Linked DNA regions of Mus musculus: region 2 is linked to region 1. The links are chromatin contacts, found by Hi-C or POLR2A ChIA-PET in ENCODE. All regions are on one chromosome and are shown on one strand. Each heading gives the region's core, a stretch centred on a gene start or an enhancer-like site at or near the end of the contact. The rest is flanking DNA. Distances are from core to core; before and after follow the strand shown. Region 1 holds the start of Sqstm1 (sequestosome 1). Region 2 has its middle 12 kb from the start of Ltc4s.

Region 1 (7,197 bases), core at 1,297-3,796:
TCCAGAGACCCCTCCCGAGACCCTTCTCCAGACATCACACCCTCAAGGACCTTTTCCATCCTGTCTGCTGGCACTGGACCGGATGGCAGCAGCTTGGGATCCCCCTGTTATGACCATGATCATGGGACTCTGACTCATAGCCGCCCAGGCCACCTGACCACAGCAAGCAGAAAGGGCCCTACCAGGGGGTTCCCCAGCCACCGCCTTGTTTACCTCCCTGGTTGGCCTGGGAACTCAGGAGAGAGCCTGAGTCGCTGTAGGCTGTAGGGCATGCTGGCCTGGCCTGGAACCCAGGGCATCTCCCCATTTCTCTTTCTTCCACTGGTGACAGAGTAAAGGATTTCCCCACAGTTCCCCATTGGCTCAGACATTCCATAGGAAGTTTGGTCTGATTGAAGCTTTAAGGCTGTCAGGCCACTAGACTGCTGAGTCACGCTTGGCCAGCAGCTGACATCGGGATACAGCCTTTGCGTCCCCACTGTCCTCTGCATTAGCAGAGGGTCCTGCAGGATCAGGGGCCTTTTCCTGGGCTAGCAACTGTTGGAGAGGAAAGCCTAAAACTGGGATTGTCCTCTGGGGCAATAGGTGTGTACCTTCTAGCCACCAGGGAAATGGCAGTCACACCTGTGTGGCAAATCACTGTCCATTGCTGAGTTTTCCTAAAATTACAGATTTTTCTGCTCTCACAAAACCAATTCTGAGAGAGGTCCAGGGAAGACATGATAACTGGGAGAGGGGCCCTAGGAAGCTGGTGTGGAGACCCTGCCTCAGGGAGACGACTTGAGCTCCAATTCTGCCCTGCATGTCTTCTCCCATGACTTTGACTCAGCAGGTCTAGTCCTATGGAAAGGACCATACCTAGAAGGCCTTACAGGGTGACACCCTTCTCAGCCTCTAGCCTTCCCAGGACTGGGTTCCTGCTAAGAGCTCATTTTACTTTATTCATTTAATTTGTGGTTTGTTTTTATTTTTCCCTGAGACAGGGTTGCTCTGTGTAGCCCTGGCTGTCCTGGAACTCACTCTGTAGACCAGGCTGGCCTTGAACTCAGAAATCCACCTGCCTCTGCCTCCCAAGTTCTGGGGTTAAAGGCATGTGCCACCACTGCCCTGCTTAATTTGTTTTTTTTTTGAGAGTAGGACTTGCTATGCAAGCCTGGCCGAGCCTTGAATTAGAATTCCTCTTGACTCAGCTTCCCAAGGGCTGGGGTTACAGATGTGTGTCATCATGCTAGCTAACAGGTCACTCTGGCCACAGAAAGCAGCATTTCCTGGTTTTGGCGTTTGTATTGGGGGTTGAACCTAAGATGTAACACATACTAGGCAGGTGCTCTGTCACTGAGCTATATCCCTATGCACCAAATTCCCATTAATGATATCTCCCGGGTATATCCCTACTAAGCTAAATCCTCATGACCTGTATCCCTACTAAGCTAAATCTCTATAAGCTGTATCCCTACTAAGCTAAATCTCCTGTATCCTTACTAAACTGTATAGCCAGATTCTTTATTCCCGCCCCCCAGCACCCAGACTTTTTTTCTTTCTTAGAAGCCTCATGCAGCCAAGGCTGGCTTTGAACTCTGGAACCTCTGACCTCCCAAGTACTAGGATCACTTTCTATTTTGAAACAGTTTCACCAAGTTGCTCAAGCAGAATATCTTGAACTTGGTCTTTTCCTGCCTCAGCACCTCAAACAGCTGGAATAACCAACCTGTGGCACAGGACTGGCTATAGCTTGTATTTTGGTTCCTAGATGGAGGGCAGGTGGTCTGATCCCTTTGTGCTTTGAAGCCACTAAGGCCTGAGATACATGTACCTTCCGAGAGAGAGAGAGAGAGAAAGAGAGAGAGAGAGAGAGAGAGAGAGAGAGAGAGAATATGAATGTGTGTGTATGTGTGTGTGTGTCTGGGCTGCAGTGAGGAATCTCTGGTTGCAATGAACAGGTTGTGACTACTGCTGCCTCTGGAGCCCTGGCTACCCCTCTTACAGGGTGGGTTTGTGAGAAGTCACCAGTGCTTGTCCAACACCTCTCAACCTGATCTTTGTTAAATTGGGTGAGGCCTAAGATGGTGGGTGATGTTCCTTTATTCAGTGAGGGGCTGGTCATGGTGGATGCCTGGAAGGGGGTGGGAGTGGGGGCTACTACCGGGGACACTATGTTTAGGAGGGTCGGAATAGCATCCTGTGAGACAGCCTGTTTGGCTAAAAGAATGGCTACCTGACAGTAGACATCTGTGTCCTCCTAGCTTCTGGGCCGTACATCCCCCCTGGCTTGGGGACGACACTGCTGAGTCATAGGCAGGCCCAAGCCTGGGAGGTACCTAGGCTCGATACTTACGGGTCCTTTTCCCAACGACTTGAGGCTGAGGCTGGTCTCTTGTGGTCACCCATGTATTCGGTGGGAAAGAAAAGAGTAGGCAGTGGGGTCGTCTCGACCCCGTACCTTTCAAGGGTCCCATCAAGGGGGCTCCAGCGGCCGCCCCAGCCTAGGGGAGGGGCGGGGCTCATAGAGGCTCCGCCCCCACGAGGCGGGGCTCCCCCGTTTTCTATAAAAGCTGGGCTCTCGGCGCCGCCGCTGCCCAGCTGTTTCGTCCGTACCTAGACCGCGGTTATGGCGTCGTTCACGGTGAAGGCCTATCTTCTGGGCAAGGAGGAGGCGACCCGCGAGATCCGCCGCTTCAGCTTCTGCTTCAGCCCGGAGCCGGAGGCGGAAGCCCAAGCCGCGGCCGGCCCGGGGCCCTGCGAGAGGCTGCTGAGCCGAGTGGCTGTGCTGTTCCCCACGCTGAGGCCTGGCGGCTTCCAGGCGCACTACCGCGGTGAGGGCCTGGGGCGGGGAAGCCAACCTCCCCCGCCAGGGAGTAGTAGGTCTGGGCGAGGACGAGGCGGCGTGTCCTCTGGCTCCCCGCGGGGACAGGGTGGTCAGGCGGCCGCTCAGGTTACATCTAACATCCAGCGGTTCGCTTGCTCCCCGTAACGCCCGGTGGTGGGTTCAGTTAAAGCCCCGGAAGACCTGGGACCAGGCAGACGTGGAGGAGGGGTGGAGAGGAGTGACGCGGATAAATAAGCAGCGGGGGCGGGGTGGGGCAGCCCGTGGGAAGGGAGGTAGGGGACCCCGGAACTAGCTCAGTCTCTTGCGTTGGAGTGGCTGGTGGCTGCATGGGGTGGAGCTAGAGGTTGTTGACAAGAGACGAGTGGACAAGACCCTCCCTGTGGGAGGGAATGGTTTTGCGATCTCTATGGAGGACTGTGGGTAGGCCAGGTTGGTTGGTCAGTCTCTCTCTTTTCTGAAATAAAGCCACGTAGCCTGATTGGCCTGGAATTCACGAGTGGTTTAGGCCGTCCTCAATCACTCCAATCCTCTTGTCTCAATTTTCTAGTGCAGGAATCACAGGGACTACTGGACAGAAAATTTTCAGTGTAACTGCGTTATAACCTAGGACCTGTGCAATTCACCCAGTAAAAGTGTATAACGATTATTCTTTCGTATTAGCAGAGACAGGTCTTACTATATGGCCGGGATGGCCTGTATCTCTAAATTGTCCTTCTGAGTCATCTTTGTGCTAGGCATCCAGTCCAGGGCTTCATGCATGTTAGGCCCTCGAGCAACTGAGCTACCTCCCCAGCTCCTTGCATTTAAAAAAAAAAAATGAGTTGTATAACTATTTTCACATTCGGCTTAGAATCTCTTCATTGTTTTATAAATTTTATTTATATATTACATAAAAATTATATAACAATTATTGTAATAATTATTATTTTATTATATAATTTTTTTCCTGTTTGTCATCTTGTATCCTTTCCAGTTCCAGGCAATGGCTGGTCTACTTTAGTATTCATTTTACTATTAGGAATTAGAACACATTAAAATGGCTTTTTTTTTTTTTTTTGGTTGCTTTTTCAAGACAGGGTTTCTCTAGGTAGCTTTGGCTGGTCTGTAGACCAGGCTGGCACAGTGAATCTTTGTTCATTCACTTATTAATATGTCTAAGGCCCATTTGTATTACAGCTCTCACTAGTACATCTTCCCCCCTCCAGTACTGGGAATTGAACCTAGGGCTTTGCATATGCTAGTCAAGGGCTCTATTTCTGTACATGGGCAGTATTTAATTTCTTTTTGTGTATGAAGAATAGTCTTCTTTGAATATGTCATGTTTAATTTATCTGGTCTGTAGTTTATGGACACTGTTTCTTTTGAGGCAATCTCTCTCATCTCCCTTATGGTAGCTGTTGCTAAATGGTTGCTCAGAGGCTCAGTCCAGCCTGCAGGTGTGTGGTTTTGGCCTGTATAAGGTTTTTGTACTGTATCAGGTTTTATACAGACTATTTGTACTGACATAGAAGCATATGGCTGTGATCCCAGTTATTGTGAGCTAACAAAATGAAGCCAGATGGGTTTGAGAAATCGCTCAATGGTTAAAGCCTTGGCTGCTCTTCTAGAGGACCCAAGTTCTGTCCCTAGCACTCATCACAGCTGCAGGTCCTGGAGACCCAACACCTCTTCTGGCCTTTGTGGCACACACATACACTTAAGTGTGTGTGTGTGTGATGTGTACATACAATATTAAAAAAACAAAACAAAACCTGGAAGCCTGGTTGCATGTTTGTAATCCCAGCACGAAGGCGGCTCATCCACAGGTTGTAGGCTGTCCTGCTCTAAGTAGTGTCAGGCCAGGTAGGGCTACATACTAAGATCCTGCCCCTGAAAGCAGAAAACATAGAATTGACAAAAACAGAACAAACAACAACCTCAGAACAACTTAGATGCCAGGCATGGTGGCTGCACGCCTTTAATCCCAGCACTTGGGAGGCAGAGGCAGGCAGATTTCTGAGTTCGAGGCCAGCCTGGTCTACAAAGTGAGTTCCAGGACAGCCAGGGCTATACAGAGAAACCCTGTCTCAAAAAACAAAACAAAAAAACACCAAAAAACCCAAGAACAACTTAGATGGAGCCTGAATGTAGTGGTTTCTAGCTGTCTAGTTGAAGGGAGGGGACAGATGGACTTACGTCCTTTACTTCTGAAGCCTGAGGCCTTTGAAGGGCTGGGCCATCAGGACTAGGGTGGGATCTCCCAGGTGATGGACCCACACCTGGTTAGGCGTGGCCTGAGGGCACAGGTGGCCCAGTGGTTAGTGGCAGGAAGCTGGACCCTTATACACATATACACATGACATATGTTCTGCCTTCTGCATGTAACTAATCTAGGACCTAGGTTGGAGTACATATTCATGCCGTATCGGAATGAACGGCCATCTTGCTGCTTGGCTCAGCAGCCAGGTTGAGTGTAGAGCCTTAGTAGATGTCCCTTTACCACTGGGCTCTGTACACTGCAGCAGATGCTGGGTGCCTCTGCTGCATTTTAGCCTCTAGTTCTGGGAATGGAACCTAAGGCCTTTGCATGCTCCCGCCGAGCTGTGTCCCTGGCTCTGATGTGTCATTTCTTGAACAATCTAGATGAGGATGGGGACTTGGTTGCCTTTTCCAGTGATGAGGAGCTGACAATGGCTATGTCCTATGTGAAAGATGACATCTTCCGCATCTACATTAAAGGTAAAGGCTGAATCCGGGGCTTCCTTCCTGTGGGGCTTTCCTCGAAGGGTCAGGAGTCGGAGTTGTGATGCCTTGGGGTGGGTGTAGCGGGGCTGGGAGTTGTCAGAGGCACAGAGGTCCTGGCCTCCTAAGCGGTTGTCCTTAGCAACTAAGTTCTGGATGGACTCTTTGACTCTCCCTGCAGAGAAGAAGGAGTGCCGGCGGGAACATCGCCCACCATGTGCTCAGGAGGCACCCCGAAACATGGTGCACCCCAATGTGATCTGTGATGGTTGCAACGGGCCTGTGGTGGGAACTCGCTATAAGTGCAGTGTGTGCCCAGACTACGACCTGTGCAGCGTGTGCGAGGGGAAGGGCCTGCACAGGGAACACAGCAAGCTCATCTTTCCCAACCCCTTTGGCCACCTCTCTGATGTGAGCCGGGGCTCTGCCGTCCTGGGGCGTGGGGGGCATACAGGGTGGTGGGAGCTGGAAACCCTGACCCCTCACTCTCCTCCTGTCTTGCTTCCTCCTACCCAGAGCTTCTCTCATAGCCGCTGGCTTCGGAAGCTGAAACATGGACACTTTGGCTGGCCTGGCTGGGAGATGGGCCCACCGGGGAACTGGAGCCCACGTCCTCCTCGTGCAGGGGATGGCCGCCCTTGCCCTACAGCTGAGTCAGGTAAGACTGGTATTTGAACTAGCTTTTGGGTGTCTTAAGTAGCCAGCTAGTTCAGGTAGGCCCTTGGCCAAGCCATCCCCATAGCCTAAAGTCCAGAAGTACCCACACTGAGTTGCACATTACACATCCCTTTACCTTTTTTTTTTTGTCTTTTGGGGGAATGGAGGTTGAACCTAGGGTCTTACACATGACACATAGGGGTTCCTTTTTTGTGCTACACTCTATCCTTATCCATGGTATCAAACCCTCTTAACCCCGAAGAGACAAAGCATTTCTCTTTTACAAGTGGGTAAACAGGTGGCTGAACGCCTGAGCCCACTAATTTCCCTAAATGGCCCACCGTCCCCTGCCAGGCCGCCCTTGGGAGGCATGGGTAGGTGGCTGGATTTCTAGAATGTATTTTCTTTTGTTTTGGGTTAACTTGGGAATATCAGGGCCATAGGTGCTCAAATCTTTAAACAAAAAAACCCATGGTCCCAAAGCCAGGCGTGGCAGCACGTACACTGTAATCTCAGGCCTCGGCATGTAGAGGCTAGAGGACCAGAAAGTCAGAGCCAACTGTGGTATAAGATCCTGTCTCAAAATCCTGAAAGCAAAGAACTCACAAGTGGGTGGGCCCACACTCTAGATTTGGGGTTTCTGCCTTTTGATTTTTTTTTTCCCTCTTGAGTCTCTCTATGGCCCTGGGGAGCCTAGAACTCACTGTGTAGCCCAAGATGGCCTTAAACTTGAGATTCTCCTGCCTCAGCCTCTTGAGGCTTAGTTTATAGACATGTGCCAGCCCAGCCAGCCGGGCTCTGTGGATTTTGAGTAAACAGCACATCTAGGACAGGGTCAGTATTTATACATGGGCTGTACTGAGCCAGAGAGGCCCAACATGTGACCCACTAGGGGACCAAGCTTGCAGAGGGGAGGGGACAGGAGGAAGTACCAAGTATGGTCAGGCAATCCCAAGCCAGGAATTACCTCGATGATAGGAACCTTGGAACCC
Region 2 (6,528 bases), core at 718-3,217, 41 kb before region 1:
CACTGCCTTCTCCCGATGCTTGGCACTGATGCAAGTGCAACTCAAAGGTGCTGCGGCATCCACGGAAAGAGCCGCGGAGGCTCCGCATCTTTGCTGTCGCCGAGCTGGCTATGTGCATAATAAATACATATCATAAAATTTAAAAAAAAACCAAAATACTCAAAAAGGGACACATGGAGTCTGACCCGTGCAGCACATATCTAGACTCTAGCACTCAAAAGGAAGGCCAGGAGTCCGAGGCCAGTTTGAGACAGCACAAAGGAATGACGGGAAGGAGGGAGGGAAGAAAAGGAAGAGTTTAAAAAGGAAACATGGGGAGTGGGTAGTTGGCTCAGTGATAAAGATCATTGGCTGCTCTTTCAGAGAATCCGGTGTCAGTTCCCAGCACCCACATGGCAGCTCACAACCCTCTGTCACTCCAGTTCTAGGAGATCCAACACTCTTCTGACTGGTGGCATCTGGCACACATGTGATGCACATACATACATGGGAGCAAAACACTCAAATCTTAAGACAGAAAAGATGGCACTGGAGCAGTAACAGGAGTGGAGAGAGAATCCAGGAGAGCCGGGGGCAGCTGGAACACTACTGACCTGGCACCATGGCAACCCTGGAAGAGCTGCAGCTGCCACAGCCAGCTGCAAACACCATCACCACTGCTATGAGAAACAAGGCTGATTGATACCAGGTAGCCACCAGCTAACACCAATTCCAGTCTCAAGCCTACAGTGGCAAGCAGCACTAGCCCACATGTCCTGAAGTCTGCAGTGCCAGGTGACAGGGACAAATGGTTATCTATCTCAACAAGGTTTTATGAACAATAGAACTGTTTGAAGTAAGAAGCAGATATGAAGGCCACACATGATGGCACTCCCCTTTGATCCCAGCACTTAAGAGGCACAGGTAGGTGGATCTCTGCTAGTTCAGGCCGGTGTAGTCTACACAGTGAAACCGTGTCTCAAGAACAACAAAACCGACAGCCCCGAGAAGTACCTCCAAACTAAGGACTGGAAATGGATTCAGAGGCAGCCAATGTTACAAGCCCTCACGGAGGGACACTCCACAGCTGTACACACAGCAAAGAGAACCACTTAGACACTATCTGCTCCCTAGAGGTTCTTCACAAAGTCACCAGCAGACAGTTGGGGAGGGGGTGGTAGAACACTCCTGAAGGACAGGCCCAACCACGCCATCCCTATTGCAGGGGAAGATTGCCACCATAAAGTAGGAAAAAACTGCACAGACCAGTTTCCACCCCCCTCTACCAGGAGAGTGATGGAGGCTGCTAACAACCACAGTGCAGGACAGGAGGGTCGGCCAGTGAGACAGCGCGTATACAGTTACAGACCAGAATTCCACAAAGCCTTCCTTGCCAAAGACAGCCTAGAGAGGATGGCAGTAAAAGTGAAAGGCCCAACCAAGGTCAGCAGGCGACTCAACCTCAGCATCCACAACTTCGTCTGCCCACAGATCCCAGGGAACCCCAAACCACAAAGGGCAAAGACAGAAGCCGCTGACCCACCAGCTGAGAGTCCGACCCCCACCTCCGACCCCTGAGGCTGAGCAAGACGAGGCTGAGCAGAAGCTGGCCTAACACACACCTCAGCCATCATCTGATTTAGTGATCTAAGAAGAGATTCCTCAAAGAGAAGCGGATTCCTCAAAGCTGTCCTTTAAGTGTCACACACACTGAGGATAGCTGTTGAGAAGGCTGATCTGACTCCATGACAGGCTTCACACTGGCAGTTCAGGAGACAAGGCCTAACTCTGTTTCCAAGAACTGAGCAAGTCCAGGCAAGTCCCAGGCCTCAGAAGCTGCCCTGGCCTGAGGCAAGGACAACGGGTCAGCAGCAGTTTCCAGACTTCCCCAGAAACAGTTTTCCAGCCCCCATGGCCTGGTAATGGCTCTGGAATGTCCCTAGAGATGGAGCAAGATAAAGGTTGCTGGAATTCCCCTGATGAGCTTTAAATCAGGCCTGCGAGCTCACTTGGTTGTTTCTCTATCTTGATAATGGAGACTGCAGCATGCTGGACTTCTGCAGAATAAAACACTCTGCATTTACGTACTATTTGAGTCTGGGGTGTCATTCTTCTGTGACTAATGAACACTTATACTGTGTGCACACAACAACAACAACAACAACACTCTAAGGGTCCACACAGCTTCTCGAAGTGGTCAGAAAAAGGAAGAAGCCAAAGGGAAAGGTATCTATCTGTCCAGCTGCAGCCAGCCCGCTCCATCTGGAGCAACACACAGGCATCTGGGAATCAGTGGGGCCACAGACCCCATCCCCTAGGCTGATGGCACAACGGGATGCACTGCAGACTTATGTTACTTGACACACAAATTAGAGGTACCTGAGAGGCGGAAACCTCAACTGAGAAAATGTCCTCATAAGATCAGGCTACAGGCAAGTCTGTAGGACATTTTTTATAGTGACTAATGGGGAGGGACCAGTCCACTGTGGGCAGTGCTATCCCTGGGATGATGGTCCTGGGTTCTAGATGAAAGCAGGCTGAGCAAGCCATGTGAAGCAGGGACAGTAAGCCGCATCCCTCCATGGCCTCTGCACCAGCTTCTGCCTGGATCCTGCACTGTTTCAGTTCCCGCCCTGATTTTCTTTTGGTGATGAACAGCAATATGGAAGTGCAAGCCAATTTTGTTTCAACAACAGAAAACCTAACTAAGACATGTATGGGACAGTAGACTGCGCTACCAGACAGAAGAACAGGTTGTACCAAGTTCAGAAACCATAAAAATCTCATAATTAAGAATGCCAGGCTGGGGGGCTGGAGAGATGGCTCAGTGGTTAAGAGCACTGACTGCTCTTCCAAGGGTCCTGAGTTCAATTCCCAGCAACCACATGGTGGCTCACAACCATCTGTTATGGGACCCAATGCCCTCTTCTGGGGTGTCTGAAGACAGGTACAGTATAGTCACAAACCTAAAGTAAAAAAAAAAAAAAAAAGAAGAGAAAAGAAAAGAAAAGAAAAGAAAGAATGCCAGGCTGGGCAGTGGTGGCGCACGCCTTTAATCCCAGCATTTGGGAGGCAGAGGCAGGCGGATTTCTGAGTTTGAGGCCAGCCTGATCTACAAAGTGAGTTCCAGGACAGCCAGGGCTATACAGAGAAACCCTGTCTTGAAAAAAAAAAAAAAAAGAATGCCAGGATGCCAGGAGTTTGAACTCCAGACCAGTTTCCTGTTCTAGAGCACGTGATCACAACACCCCACTCAGAGGACCATGGTAACCAGTCACATAGCACAGAACCTAGAGTTCTCCATGCTAATGAGGTACCTAGATAGGCCCTGTGTTTAGCCAATGAGTTTCCCTTTCTGGGCATCCCTCCCTGCAAACGATACTGAATCTCTGGCTCACCCTGAGTAAGGCACATGCATCCTCATCCTCCATGAATAAAACAATTTGTACAAGCAAGGACTGTCTCCTTCATCATACAGAGCTGTGCCTAAGTCTCCCATAGACAGGCCCCTCTTCCAACCCCTCTGCACTTCTGGCACTCACTCCGAGCTAAGCCAGATTCTGCCCCATCCCAGGCTCATCAAGGGCCCTCAGAACCCCATTCCTAATTCCTTGTGGTCCCCAGTGATGTCTGGGTGCAAGGAGTTTGAGAACCACACCTGTCTCAGCCCTAGTTGTTTTTACCCAGAGAAACACAGGCTGAGGCCTCTATCTTAGACTGTGTCTCACCTCTCCTTAGTGGCACATCAGCAGCAAGGCAGAAACACATAACCACAGACATGGGTAAATAAAAAACACTGGGTTGTAAAAAGTAAAAATAGGGCTGGGCAGTGGTGGCACACGCCTTTAATCCCAGCACTTGGGAGGCAGAGGCAGGAGGATCGCTGAGTTCGAGGCCAGCCTGGTCTACAGAGTGAGTTCCAGGACAGCCAGGGCTACACAGAGAAACCCTGTCTCGAAAAAACCAAAAAAAAAAAAAAAAAAAAAAAAAAGGAAGGAAGGAAGGAAGGAAAAAAGGAAGGAAGGAAGGGGATGGAGAGACAGCTCAGTGTATAAGAGTACTTACAGCTCTTGAAGAGGACCCCAGTTGGGTTCCCAGCTTCTATATCAAAAGGCTCACAATTACCTGTAACTCTGAGCCCCAGGGAGATCCCACACTCTGGCCGCCTCAGGCCTGTGCACTTGTGTGCAGATACTCACATGCATATACATAATTAATGATAAATCTAAAAAAGAGAGGCAGGCACGTGCACGCCTTTAGTCCCAGTACTCTGGGGGAAGAGGCAGGGGGATCTCTGTGAGTTCAGGGTCAACCTGGCTACCTAGAGAGTTCCAGGACAGCGAGAGAACAATGGAACTGAAAGCAGCTCGGCACAGGAGTTCCTTGCCCCACAGCACAGTACTGGAGCAACCAGAACTGTCGGGCTGAGGTTTGTTAGTCAGAGTGTTGTCTCAATGTATGTGTTCATTGTGACAACTGTAATGTAACTATACAACAGAATGTCCCAGTTTCTGAGCGCAACAAACCAAAACATTCCTGCGGACATTTTGCCTCCAAATTATCCTAAAATGGTCGGGGAGGGGGGGGGGATGTTTGCAAGAACATACCTGGAGATGGGGGACAGGGTGGGTGTCAACTGTGGTAGGAAGATAAGAACTCCGGTTAAAGGGAGACTGCAATTCTTTGTCACGTTCTTACACATTTTAAGCTTAGAATTATGTTTTTAAGTCTTTTGTAGGCTGGGGGTTCAGGTCAGGGTAGAGCACTTGCGGGAAATGTACGATGTTCCATGTCCAGCCCCAGCTGCTGCTGGGAGCATTTGGTGACCTTGCAGAAGACCCAGATTTGATTCCCAGCACCTACATAGCATCTCTAAACCATCTCTACAAGTCCACTTACAGGGGATCTGACTCCCAGCTCAGGCCACAGGCGCCAAGGATGTGTGTGGTGCACATACATACATGCAGCTGAAACATTCACACACATTCAATCTAAACAAACGATTCCAAGTGTCCACTTCCACCCCACCCCACCCACAAGCCTTTGCTCAAAATTTAGGGGGGAAAAATGCAACCTCAACCTGACACATAAGCAAAGTCCTTGTGAGCTACAGGCTTGAATGCAAAAGGCAAAATTACTGTTAACGTTTGGATCGTAAATCCTCCCCCTCCCCCAACCCCCCCAGCCTATGCTAAAGGTTGGTCGATAGCGTACGGTACAACTGGGAGGTGGCAGAACTGGAGGAGGAGGATCCTAGTGGGAGGAAGTGACATCAGTGGAATGTGACCTTGAAGAGGTCCCCAACTCTACCTATATCTTTGCTTCCTTTTAAAGATAATTAATTTTATTTTATTCTTCATATGTGTTTTATCTGCATGTGTGTCTGTGCACCATGTGTATGCCTGATGACCAGAAAAGAGCATCATATACCCTGGAAGAAGAGTTACAGATGGTTCTAAGCTCCGATGTGGGTTTGAGAATTGAATGTGGGTCCTCTGGAAGAGAGTGCTGCTCTCCCACACCCTGTCTTTGTTTCTTGAGCACCGTGGTGAAAGTAGCTCTGCTTCTCCCCCTCAAGGAAAGCAAGCATAGGAACTAGGTTAGTAATCTGGGACTCCATTGGTTGTGCTATGCATAGCTCTTGTCTTTCTTTTTTAAAAACTTCTTTCTCTCTTTCTTTCTCTCTTTTTTTCTTTCTTTCTTTCTTTCTTTCTTTCTTTCTTTTCCTTCCTTCCTTCCTTTCTTTCTTTCCTTTCTTTCTTTCTTTTCCTTCCTTCCTTCCCCTTTCTTTCTTTCTTTCTTTCTTTCTTTCTTTCTTTCTTTCTTTCTTTCTTTCTTTCATATTTATGAGTACACTGTAGCTGTCTTCAGACACACCAGAAGAGGGCATCCGATCCCATTACAGATGGTTGTGAGCCACCATGTGGTTGCTGGGAATTGAACTCAGGACCTCTGGGAGAGCAGTCAGTGCTCTTAACCGCTGAGCCATCTCTCCAGCCCACATATCTCTTTTCTAATAATTATTTGGGCAGCTTGAGGCACACTTCACCCATAACAATGCACCAGGTAACTTGCAAGCAGCAGAGGACCTCACCTGCATTGGGCTGTGCTTTATGGGAAGGGCCAGGTATAGCAGGAAAAACCAACCGTCTGACCTAATACATCAATCAAAATAGCCACCTAAACTCCAACTCTCAGCAAGAAGCTCCCGGCAGTCAGTCGGGCCCTGTAACATCTCTCCTCTACCTTGCTGTACTCTTGCGGATTGTTCAGACATGTTTAATTGCTTTGCTTTTGAGTAAAACTCATTGCTACTTTGCAACCTCTGTGAGCTTTAATTTTGATCTTGAATAAGAACCTGAGAACCTGGAAGTACCCAGCCAAGTCCCTGCCCTCAGGTAACTCCATACTGATGACGTGCCTCACCATAGGCCGAAGCAACTGACCACGGACTGGGTCTCCCGATGCAGCCCTGGCTGACCTAGAACTCACTCTATCGACTGCTCTGCCCTCAGACTTGAGGTGAATCCCATGTCTCTGCCTCCTGAG

The links. A loop is a pair of places that touch in the nucleus more often than their neighbours do. ChIA-PET counts read pairs that join two places held with the same protein, here RNA polymerase II (POLR2A).
Region 2: POLR2A ChIA-PET joins it to region 1 with 70 read pairs in embryonic stem cell. The contact joins the enhancer-like site here to the promoter of Sqstm1 in region 1. A Hi-C loop is called at or near these places in 2 of 37 maps with a recorded cell type or tissue (heart and left cerebral cortex). POLR2A ChIA-PET finds 5 or more read pairs at or near these places in 4 of 5 experiments (Patski and embryonic stem cell).

What each region holds. Positions count from the first base shown.
Region 1 is chr11:50,206,169-50,213,365 of GRCm38, reverse strand. It overlaps Sqstm1 (sequestosome 1), which reads left to right and starts at 2,546. Exons shown (of 8, transcript NM_011018.3): 1 at 2,546-2,813; 2 at 5,450-5,545; 3 at 5,730-5,959; 4 at 6,065-6,206. The coding sequence starts at 2,609.
Region 2 is chr11:50,247,655-50,254,182 of GRCm38, reverse strand. No RefSeq gene overlaps it. Among named protein-coding and RNA genes, the nearest start is that of Ltc4s, 12 kb to the right of the region's middle. Within about 2 kb of position 1,967, at least 1 of the 3 ENCODE cell types and tissues checked has a DNase peak (open chromatin) inside an H3K27ac peak, as active enhancers do; it is heart, where a contact is called at or near this core.